Linked DNA regions of Mus musculus: all the other regions are linked to region 1. The links are chromatin loops, found by intact Hi-C in ENCODE. Cell type or tissue: heart. All regions are shown on one strand. Region 1 overlaps Ncapd3 (non-SMC condensin II complex, subunit D3). Region 2 has its middle 12 kb from the start of Igsf9b. Region 3 overlaps Igsf9b (immunoglobulin superfamily, member 9B). Region 4 has its middle 21 kb from the start of Jam3.

Region 1 (2,500 bases):
AAGGCAGAGGTCACAACATCAGAAGGAGTTCTTTCTGAACTAACTTACTTGGGTAAACCATCTGTGACCAGAATAGGGAAAACCCTTAAAAGGAGAACAAATCTCCCAAGGAAATGAAGGGTAAGAATTTACCCCCTGTGGTCTTTTTATGGTCAACCTACTAGAGCAGTGTTCTCATGTCTACCTGAACTTTCCCCTCAGATCTGAACTTGAATTATAAATCTGTTAATTCATCAGTAAGAAGAAAGGTTGCTTTAATCCGATCTCAGGACAAATGATGGTCTTCTTGGGGTTTAGGGTTGGAATGCACATCGGCAGAGGTAACTGAGGGTGAGTTACTACTAAGCACATATATTTAACTGTCATATACAGTCTGCATATTCACATATAGCCTGCACATGAACAATGCATGCTCAGGGATGGAAGCTGCCACAAAGCCTTCCTTCCATTCGGAGAAGCTGCAATCAGTCAGTGCAGTGTTTACTAAAACACTGACAATGTCTTCTTGACACTCTGGGGAGAAAAGGATCTAATTTTTTTGTTTGCTGAAGTTAAAAGAAACTTAAATTTAGACTCAAGGAAGGTGAAGGCAAGGCATGGGGAGGTGGCAACTGGGTACAGCAACGGACCTGCAGCTGGTCAGCACCACAGCCTCTGCTGTTTGCCTGTATTCTGTTAATTTGATATTTTTCTCTCAATCCCATATCACGACTCAGGATCTTCAATGCTCATAGATAGGCACCCAATTGCCACTCACACCTGTCATTTTCCCGACTTCTTTACCCACAGTGCCCTGTGTTTGTATTTCATGGCACCTTTCTGTGAATGTGCCATGCACTGTGTCACTGCAGTGAATCTAAGCGCTTCCCTGGACACACTGTCCTTACCCTACCTTCCAGCTGTCCGGACACCCCCATCCCATCCCATTGGTTCTGCAGTTTCACTGAGCTCTCTACAGAATGGAGTTTCCTTGTCTCCCAAGCCAAGACACCTTTGGTTTTCCTTCCTTTTCTTTCTCAGCTATATTTTGTTTGAACTTAACTTTTGCAGCAACTGCCTATTAAACAGTCTGCTTATTTGTTGGCTATCATTCTGTGACTACCAGTCTACAAGGCCACCACCTAGTGGACAGAAAAGAAAATACTATACAATTTTTTAGCTTAAAAACTTGGTTTTATATAGGCCTGTTAAAGATGTGCTGGGATGTAGGCCAGGGGTAGAATACATACAGAACATGTATGAAGTCTTGGGCTTCAGAGTCCATTCCTCATTTTCCTTCCTCAATTTCGTCATGCTAGAATCTTTAGGAAATCCAACTTGACCAGAGAAGATATTCAATAGACTACTCTTGCTAAGTTCTTACTTGGGAGAAACACATGGAGAAACTAATCATAATATAAGCAAACAGACCTGACCACTGGCCTAGCATATATAGACGTTAGCTTTTCTGAGAGAAGAAACTCCTGTCCACTGAAAACTGAAAGATCTCGGGACTGGTGAGATGGCTAAAGGGTCTGCCAGCAAACCTGATGGTCCGAGGTTAACACTGGAACCCACATGGTGAAAGGAGACAAGTAACTTCTGAAAGTCGTTTTCCACCTTCCACATGCGTGCCGTGGCAGTATGCTCAACACAGATACATATAAGAAGGAAATAAGATATAATGAAAACCTTTAGTGAGAATATCAAGGTCCTAAAAATGTTAATTATTTCACCAGGTCTTTTTATGTGAGGGAATTTCCTTCTGACCTATATGCCCTGAGAATCTGGACTCACACCTTCTATGTAAACACTATGCACACTGATTAATGCTCTTCTTTAAACATATTCTTTTATATTCTGACTTAGCAGAAACACACAGAAACTAATCTATATAAGATATAACTAAACTAATATATATCAAGATTTATATTCTTATATATTCTTGTCAACTTTTAAAAATGTATTATTTTCAGTCAATACATATACATTGTACATATTTATGGGGTACCATGTGATATTTCAACATGTGTGTAGACTGTGAAATGTTTAAGTTGGGTTAAACTTATCTATTGCCTTTTAAACGAGCTTGTATGGGAGCTGATAAAAATAAGAGAAAAGACAGAAATACAGGTTAGACAGACAATGCTGCATCCTAGGTGCATCACCTGAAAGCATTCTGAGCACTTGTGCCAGGTCTGGACTGCAGACCATGGAGACTGCTGGCCACGAGGGGCCTATGGAAGAACATTAAAGTTACACAGTACTGGTAGATCTCATCCTTTCCCTGACTACACAAAAAAGAAGCTGGTGGCCCCAGCTTTTTTGCTTCTGGGCCTAGACAGTATTAATTAGAAGGTTAATTCTCTGCTACTCTGTTATGTGAAATGCTCCTCCTTTCAAAATTACACCAAAAGAACTTAACAGAAATTCTTCTACAGAAAGCAGACTAAATTATCGGTGACCAAATTTAGAACCAGAGGGAGCCATTACCATGAGCTATTTATAACTAATGAACTCT
Region 2 (2,500 bases), 210 kb before region 1:
GCTGCCTAGTAGGAGATTGAGGGGAGGCCATTTGAGGCTCTGAAAAGAGAGTTTCATGGGAAACCTAGCACAATGAGCTCATAGAAGGAGGAATGTGAAGTTAAAAGGACAGAGGGGCAGGCTGCCACGAGCACTGCTTGCCTGGCAACTTCCCAAGGTTAATCGAGGGGCATCAAGCAGACTCTGAGACATTCCAACACTAGGGAAGCGGGTTGCACCGTTACCGTGGGGAGAAGGGGCCTCTCTCTGCCCGAGGCTGCTGTCACTTCTGGAGGCTTTTTGTAGAACGAGTTCTACAAAACCCATGGTGGGTTTTGTGGTGGGGCATCTCATCCATCGTCCAAGCAGACAATCCGTTACTGACAGACAGGCAAGACATCAGGGCCTAGTTCAACTGTCCTTGGACCCAGAGATGACAGCAGTTAGGAAACCTCTGTACATAGTTGAAACCCCCACTACATAAGAGATGGACATTTTTAAAAGAGCACGAAGGGAAGAGGGAGAGAAGAGGAATCAATGATAAAGGCAGGGAAACAAGAAGTCTAGACTGCAGGAGAAAATGGTGGCACTCTAGGGGCTTGTGTTCTAGCATGAAAGGTTTGGCATAAACAGAAATGCCAAGCTCTTATTATATGATATTAATACAACCCAAACCCATGTCTCCACATCAACATACAAAGCAACAGCCACACAAACACTAGTGCAGAGGACATACATAGGTAAGTGTGACAGAGCAAATGCATTGGTGCACCATGTATTGGTGCAGGACATTCTGCACATAGATTGGTACCCAGAATCCCTCCAATCACCGCATGTGCATAACTACAAAGCCCACCCACTCTGCTCTGTGGGCAGGTGTGACACTCCTTCTGGAAGCATAAGCTTAACACACACTGAACCACAGCATGTGGGTTGTCTGTGGTCAGCCGCAGCAGAATTCCCAGCATGGGTGTCCCTAGAACACTCTTGCCATTCGTGCCTTTTCCCAAGGATACAGCTTTTTCATGGTCGCATAGTACACAACATCTAGGATGGCCTACCTGTACTTCATCTTAATTATAGTGTAGAGGGTACCCATGTTCCCTAGCTACAGAGTCTAGGGAACAGCCACCAGTAGGTGGCGCCATTAGGAGCCTCTTAGAACCAGGAGTGGGATTAATGAGGACAAATTACATTTCTAGAAGGAAACTTGGTCATGCCCAGAGGGGAAAAACCCTCTTTACTGTGCCAGGGCCAAGCTCCGAAAATGAATTTGCCAGGCATTCAAGACAAGGATGACCACTCCCAGGAGGAAGAGAGAGGACGCAAACTAACAAACAAACCCAAAACCAAACCAGCCCAGAAAAAGGGATCAGGAGAGCCACTTCTGTGTGAGCAGTTGGAACTGGACACATGTGCACACATGTTAACTCTTCATGAACACTTTTGAGTGCTGTGCTATGATGCTAGACAGTCATGTATGTGTCAGTGGGTGTGGGCAACGTAGGTGTGTGAAAGCTTAAGGATGGGGGTGGGGCATGGACACACTTCAGCAGGTGATGCTACATAAGATGAAACCAAGCAAGCTAACACTCTCATGGTCACACCATCAGCACAGCACAGACCACAATTGTTAGCCTCTACCAACATAAACCCCAGCCCACACACTCCAGGAACACACACACACACACACACACACACACACACACACGATCACAACACCCACACAGACAGGTGCCGCACTGCCACATACAGACCTGCTCGCCCACACACTTTCACACATATATACGGCCTCAGAGAGAACCATAGGAATACATAGAATTGCTGTAGAGGCATGCACTGCTCTCCATGTGCACACACAGGTGTGTACTCTCACACATTTGGTGCTGTATCTGTAAATTCCCATGCCCTCACACCCTGGAGAAATTGAGAGAGAAGAGACCCTCCTGTTTTGTGCAGCATCGTAATGAGACATGAGAAAGATGTACAAACAGAAAGACTCCTGGTCTGAGGAAAGAGGGAAAGGGCAGAAAGGGACAGTCTTCTATGTGTCCTGTCTCCTAGTACTTCCAGGTTCCTCAGCACAGTGGCCAGGACCTCTACATCAGAGACAGGAGAGCCCCTGGCATTTCCTCATAAGTAGAGTCTGAATCCCTTACTGCAGATCCAGGGTGTGTACAGTCAGAACCAATCCAGCCCCTTTGATTAGGGAGGCTTCTAAACAAGCCACAAAAGCATATACCTCCCACGGCTGTTGTGAGTCACAAGTACCAGAGTCATGCCTGAGCTCTCCATAGGGGTGGCAACACCTCAGATTTCTATCACCATCCACTCCCGGACCACAAGGGAAACAGTCTGTGCAAAGCACACTGGATAATTTGGTGACACAGCATTTTACATTTCAGGGATGTAAGCCATGAGACCTGGCTTCTCACACGAACGTTGCTAACCTCTGTGATCCAGGAAAATCACCTTCCTCATCTGAGCCTCAGTTTCCCCTTTAAAGACCCAATTAGTCACA
Region 3 (2,500 bases), 250 kb before region 1:
TGAAGTCACAACTTCCAGTTCACCTGAGAAGTGTCTGCTTGCCAAGGCTGTTCTTGGACCCCAGAAGACATGCAACTACAGGTAGATAGTGCAGAAAATTCCATGTCCCCTTGTAAAACTGCCAAACATTCATACATATCTCTGAGCCTGTCTGTTCCATCCAAGGATGCAAAAGGAATACAGCTAAAATGCCATCACGTGGGAGCAGGCAAACACTACAGGAGTACATGGCAAATCCTTACTGGGAAATAATAGGGACTACAACAAAGACCACTTGGTAAGGTGCTGGCACCCACTAAGCCCTAATGTTAGCTCCATCACTACATTCAGCTCTCTCTAGGTAAGATCTGCTAAGAAATAGCCCCCAATACACAGCAGCCCAGAGCCTCACCTAAAGTGTTCACAGTGACCACCTCACTGAAGGCGCTGGTTCCCAGCCTGTTCTGGGCCAGGACACTGAACTGGTATGCGGTCTCAGGCTCCAGGCTGTCTACCAGCAACCAGCTGGGGCCCGGTGGCACTGACAAGGACAGCCAGTCGTGGGGCCCAAACTGAGCCCGCTTCATCCTGGCCAAAAGAGAGAGAGAGAGAGGATGGGGGAGAAGGGGTGGGGTGGGTCACACTGGAGAGGACAGTATGCATGCAAGGTCTTCAAGGGAAAGGCAGGGAAAGTACAAGCATCCCCAGGTTCAGGGGCAGGAAGAGGGAGAGCCAAGGTGGGGTTACTTGCCCGGCTCTGGCTATGCCAACCTTCATGGCACTAGGGCACACCCCATTGTGGTACCTCCCCAGTGAAAAGGGTCCTCAGGTGTAAATCATGCTGTAGACACTGGTCAGTTACCATTTGCATTGTGAGAGAATCCCACTCCAAGTACTACTGTATAAATGGACTCTGTCTTGCTAGAATAGGGACACTGAACATGAGGATGGAAGCTGGGCAGTGTCGTGACTAGAGAAGGAACCCAGATGACATGGGCTGTCTGCCCTACCAGGGAGAGGCAGAAGTAGGGCCGAGAGTATCACAGGATGTTCCACTCAATCAGTCCAGTTTAGGTCATCTGAGGATATCCAAAGCATTTTTAAAAATTGACCAGATTTTTCCCCATGGCAGGAACAGGGCTCCTAATGCCTTGAAGGCTAGAAGTTGCAACCAAAGGGAAAGTTATAATGATGGAAGGTAAAGAATCTAGCGGTGAGGTTTTCCAGTCTAAAGCCACCCACTTCTTCAACTTCAATAGGAGTAAACCACCTGCTACAGGTGCAGTTCCAGATGATACCACAGGGAGGAGACATTGTCCTGGGCAACTGGACCGCACTATTTGTCCCTGAGCTGTACTCAACTGATACCCACAGGCTCCTCTCTAGGTTTTAAGATGCACTGCCACTACCCAATATGACCAATATGTGAGCTGAGGCAAAAGAAAGTGAAGAAGAGGAGGAAGAGGAAGAGAAGTAGGAGAAGAAGAGAAAGAGGAGGAAGAGGAGAAGTAGAAGAAGGAAAAGGAGAAGATGAGGAAGAAGAGGAGGAAGAGAAGGAAGAAGTAGAAAGAGAAGTAGAAGAAGAAGAGGAGGAAGAAGAGAAGGAAGAGGAGGAGGAAAAGGAAGAGGAGAAGTAGAAGAAGGAGGAGAAATACAAGAAGGAGAAGAGGAGGAGGAGGAAGAGGAGGAAGAAGAGAAGGAAGAAGAGGAAGAGGAGGAGGAGCAAGAGGAGAAGTAGAAGAAGAGGAGGAGGAAGAGAAGGAAGAGGAGGAGGAAGAGGAGAAGAGGAAGAGGAAGAGGAAGAGGAAGAAGAAGAAGAAGAAGAAGAAGAAGAAGAAGAAGAAGAAGAAGAAGAAGAAGCAGCAGAAGCAGAAGCAGAAGCAGAAGCAGAAGCAGAAGCAGAAGCAGAAGCAGAAGCAGAAGCAGAAGCAGAAGCAGAAGCAGAAGCAGAAGCAGAAGCAGCAAGAAACAAATGTCTGTATAAGCACAATGAACTAGAGCTATTCAGAAAGAAGGGAAGGCCTCTTCTAGCATGACAACTGCCCTTCCCTCCCAATGCAAGTGAGCAGAGTGTGAGATAAGCGATGCAGATGAGTGTCAGGCAGTGTAGGGCAATAGCAGAGGTCACTTCCTGACCCATGCATGCATCTTACAACGTCCCCCAGGCAGTGGGCATGGGACCCTTCCCCCATCCAGAGGAACACAGACAAGGCTTGGGAGGTTGTTCTGACTGTATCTCCCACTATCTAGGTACACTTTGCCCATAGAGAACTCAACACCCAGGAGTTGCATTCAGTCTGAGAACAGCCAGGGCAATGGAAGGCCCCTCGAACCCATGCTGCTGAAGGCTCTCTGAGGTCTACAGTCTGCTTGCTCCTCCTCCTCAGACTCAGAGAGAAGCAGGCTGAAGAAGAAGGAAATAAATGTGCATCTTCCTCACTTGGGGATGCTGTCTGTGGATCTGGAGGCTGCAGTTTCCAGCTCCAGACAGGAAGACACATCAGGAATGAAAAGCCTCCGG
Region 4 (2,500 bases), 100 kb before region 1:
GAAAAGGAGAGGCATTGCTTTCAATCAGTAAATGGGCTACTCATCTCAGCAATCGCCACGGCAGACTAACATTTGATGCCCCGACATAGTCCCCACGGACTTACACCTGAAGCGGAGCCTCTTATACTATAAGGCCCCCATAACACTCCCATGAGAAGCAGGACTGCAGTCCCTGGGACGATTTTAAAGAAAAGATGTAAGGACATTCCAAAGCAGGAAAACCAGAAAGGGCTTTGTGGAGGAAGTGGGGTTTGAATTCACCTTGAAGACCAGGAAGATTTAGATTCACAGCTCTGACAGGGAAGGCATCCTAGCCAAAAGAATGATACTAACAAAGTTAGAACTCTTGTGCCACAGGCACCGTTGACTAACACACAAGAGAAAAGTAATATCCCACATGAATGGAGTGGTGGTCCAGGTCGACAGATTACTTATGTTGGGGGTTCTTGCTCCGTAGTCCAGGCTGCTTCAGTCTCTATCCCACACAGCTCGGGGCGACTCTTAAACAAAAGCATGATGTCTCAAAGTCATAGGATTAAGAGAGTTAAAGCAGATCTTTTTATTTCACCTTCAGACCTCTTTGGGCAAGCAACATAGGTTCCTTCTCTGGGGATGCTCACATTCCCCTCTCTGCTGGTAGAGCCCTTTGGGTGCTGCCACATCCCTACAGGGTCCCTAGATGCAAAGCAAGTGGATTCCAACACAATCAGGACTGCTCCACTCTCTTCTGCTCAAATCCTCTTAGAGGGTAGAAAACTCACCCTAAAAATCTACCTTAGACTTTCTCCTTGGTCTTCCTTGGTTCATTCTGAAGTGTCTGGAATATGGCTTTCTTCTTCTTCTTCTTCTTCTTCTTCTTCTTCTTCTTCTTCTCCTTCTCCTCCTCCTCCTCCTCCTCCTCCTCCTCCTCCTCCTCCTCCTCCTCCTCCTCCTCCTCCTCCTCCTCCTCCTTCTTCTTCTTCTTCTTCTTCTTCTACTTCTCAGAAACATATTAAACCCCAGCTTTCACCATTGTTGTTTCTCACAATGGCTCAGCTCTGGGCTCATATCCATGTGGAATCTCTGTTTACATCTTCAAGCTCTTATAATGCTAGGACACTTTATATAGAATGTCAAAATGACAGAGCATTTTTAGAGAACATTTGGTGTTAAAGGGGGCTGGTTGATAAGGGGACTGGACGAGAAAAATGAATTGTAGTAGTTAGAATGGACCACAAGGTGGAGCAATGGGGCTGGAATAACTGGAGGCCAGAGCAGAAGGGTGATTTCCATTCCCACCAGCAGGCCAGCTAACAGGAAGCTAGGAAGGCTACAGTCTGAGCTCCTAGCTTGGGTTTTGGAACACAGGGAAAGGCTTGCAGAAGCAGGCTTTTCTGTTTGTTTTCCCTCCCCTCGCCCTTTATTTCTTTTTTGGCATATGGGAGCTTCTCCCTCTTCCTGGTTTCTTGGGGTATGTGGCCCAGAGTGTCCCTGGTCCCTCAGCAGGAAGAGGGAGTAACCCCCATATGCCAAAAGCTGAAAGGTTCTGCTGGCCACAGGATTGCTGGCCCTGTGACCTTAAGATTGGAGAAACAGATAAAGCATGGTCAAAGGTGTTTTATTTTGTCATTTAATGAGTTTCTTGGAGACCAGGCCTGTTCCTGAGAGAAGCTACACTCTGAATATTAGCTGTTTACACGTACACACACGCCGTGCAGACACACACGCAAAAGCAAGCATGCACAGTCTGGAACTCACTGTGTGTCCCAGGCTGGTCTCAAATTTACAACACTCCTGCCTCGGTCTCCCAGTTGCTGAGATTACAGATCTAACTCACCATAACTGGTCCCAACTGGCTATTTAAGGGGCTTTCCTGACAGAGGGTTTGCAGGCTTCTAGGAAGCACAAGAGTGTCCCTTCTGGTGTCCACCCGAAATCCATCCCACACAAGTACCATGCACATAAGAGTCCTCTTGCTTCAATTCGAATGTCCTGCACATGTCCTTTTCTAGACATTCCTCAGCGGCTTTCTCCGAATTGCGAGTCAAAATTGCGAGTCGAATTGCATGCCTATGCACAGGTGCATACACGCCCATCCTCTCCTGTCTGCAGCCTGCATTCCACAAACAGTCACTTGGACCCTCTACGGTCTCCTCACAAACAGATCCCACAGAATCCTGTGAACATTTGTCTCGGACAGAAAGCAGATGCCTGTACACAACTTGTACACACACACACACACACACACATGCTAGGCTAGACACTGCAAATGCTGAGGTAAAAATCCCACGCCTGCAGCTTTCGGGCACAGCACCTACTCAGACACTTGTTTTCCTCTTTTGCGAGCTCAGCACGGAAGGGAAAGAGTACAGAAATGGAGAACGAAATTCTAAAGGGTTGAGCTGTGTCTTCTCTTAGCTAGGGAGTCAAAAGCATTTCTGAGAGGAAGGCTTTGATTTGGAATCTTATGTGAAGCCAGGAGTGTGAGGAAGATACCTTGAGAAGCTGGCCTCAGTAGGGT

The links. A loop is a pair of places that touch in the nucleus more often than their neighbours do. Peaks named below come from ENCODE experiments on the same cell type or tissue, not always from the same donor. Only the 100,000 strongest peaks of a DNase experiment are listed, where the experiment ranks them.
Region 2: it touches region 1 in a loop (10-fold over the local background); 5 of 42 quality-filtered maps call a loop at or near these places.
Region 3: it touches region 1 in a loop (8-fold over the local background); 7 of 42 quality-filtered maps call a loop at or near these places.
Region 4: a loop joins it to region 1, with 7 times the contacts of the local background. A loop is called at or near these places in 6 of 42 quality-filtered maps.

The regions. Positions count from the first base shown.
Region 1 is chr9:27,073,491-27,075,990 of GRCm38, reverse strand. The region is part of intron 25 of Ncapd3 (non-SMC condensin II complex, subunit D3); the gene reads right to left. Among named protein-coding and RNA genes, the nearest start is that of Ncapd3, 45 kb to the right of the region's middle. In heart, a CTCF peak has its summit at 1,135 (motif pointing left); no DNase peak of the experiment used is centred here; H3K27ac peaks cover 470 bases.
Region 2 is chr9:27,286,249-27,288,748 of GRCm38, reverse strand. No RefSeq gene overlaps it. Among named protein-coding and RNA genes, the nearest start is that of Igsf9b, 12 kb to the left of the region's middle. In heart, a CTCF peak has its summit at 1,112 (motif pointing right); no DNase peak of the experiment used is centred here; H3K27me3 peaks cover 224 bases.
Region 3 is chr9:27,324,913-27,327,412 of GRCm38, reverse strand. It overlaps Igsf9b (immunoglobulin superfamily, member 9B), which reads right to left. Exons shown (of 20, transcript NM_001326702.1): 13 at 392-567. Among named protein-coding and RNA genes, the nearest start is that of Igsf9b, 27 kb to the right of the region's middle. In heart, a CTCF peak has its summit at 1,271; a DNase peak (open chromatin) is centred at 1,292.
Region 4 is chr9:27,175,113-27,177,612 of GRCm38, reverse strand. No RefSeq gene overlaps it. Among named protein-coding and RNA genes, the nearest start is that of Jam3, 21 kb to the right of the region's middle. In heart, a CTCF peak has its summit at 1,243 (motif pointing right); a DNase peak (open chromatin) is centred at 1,212.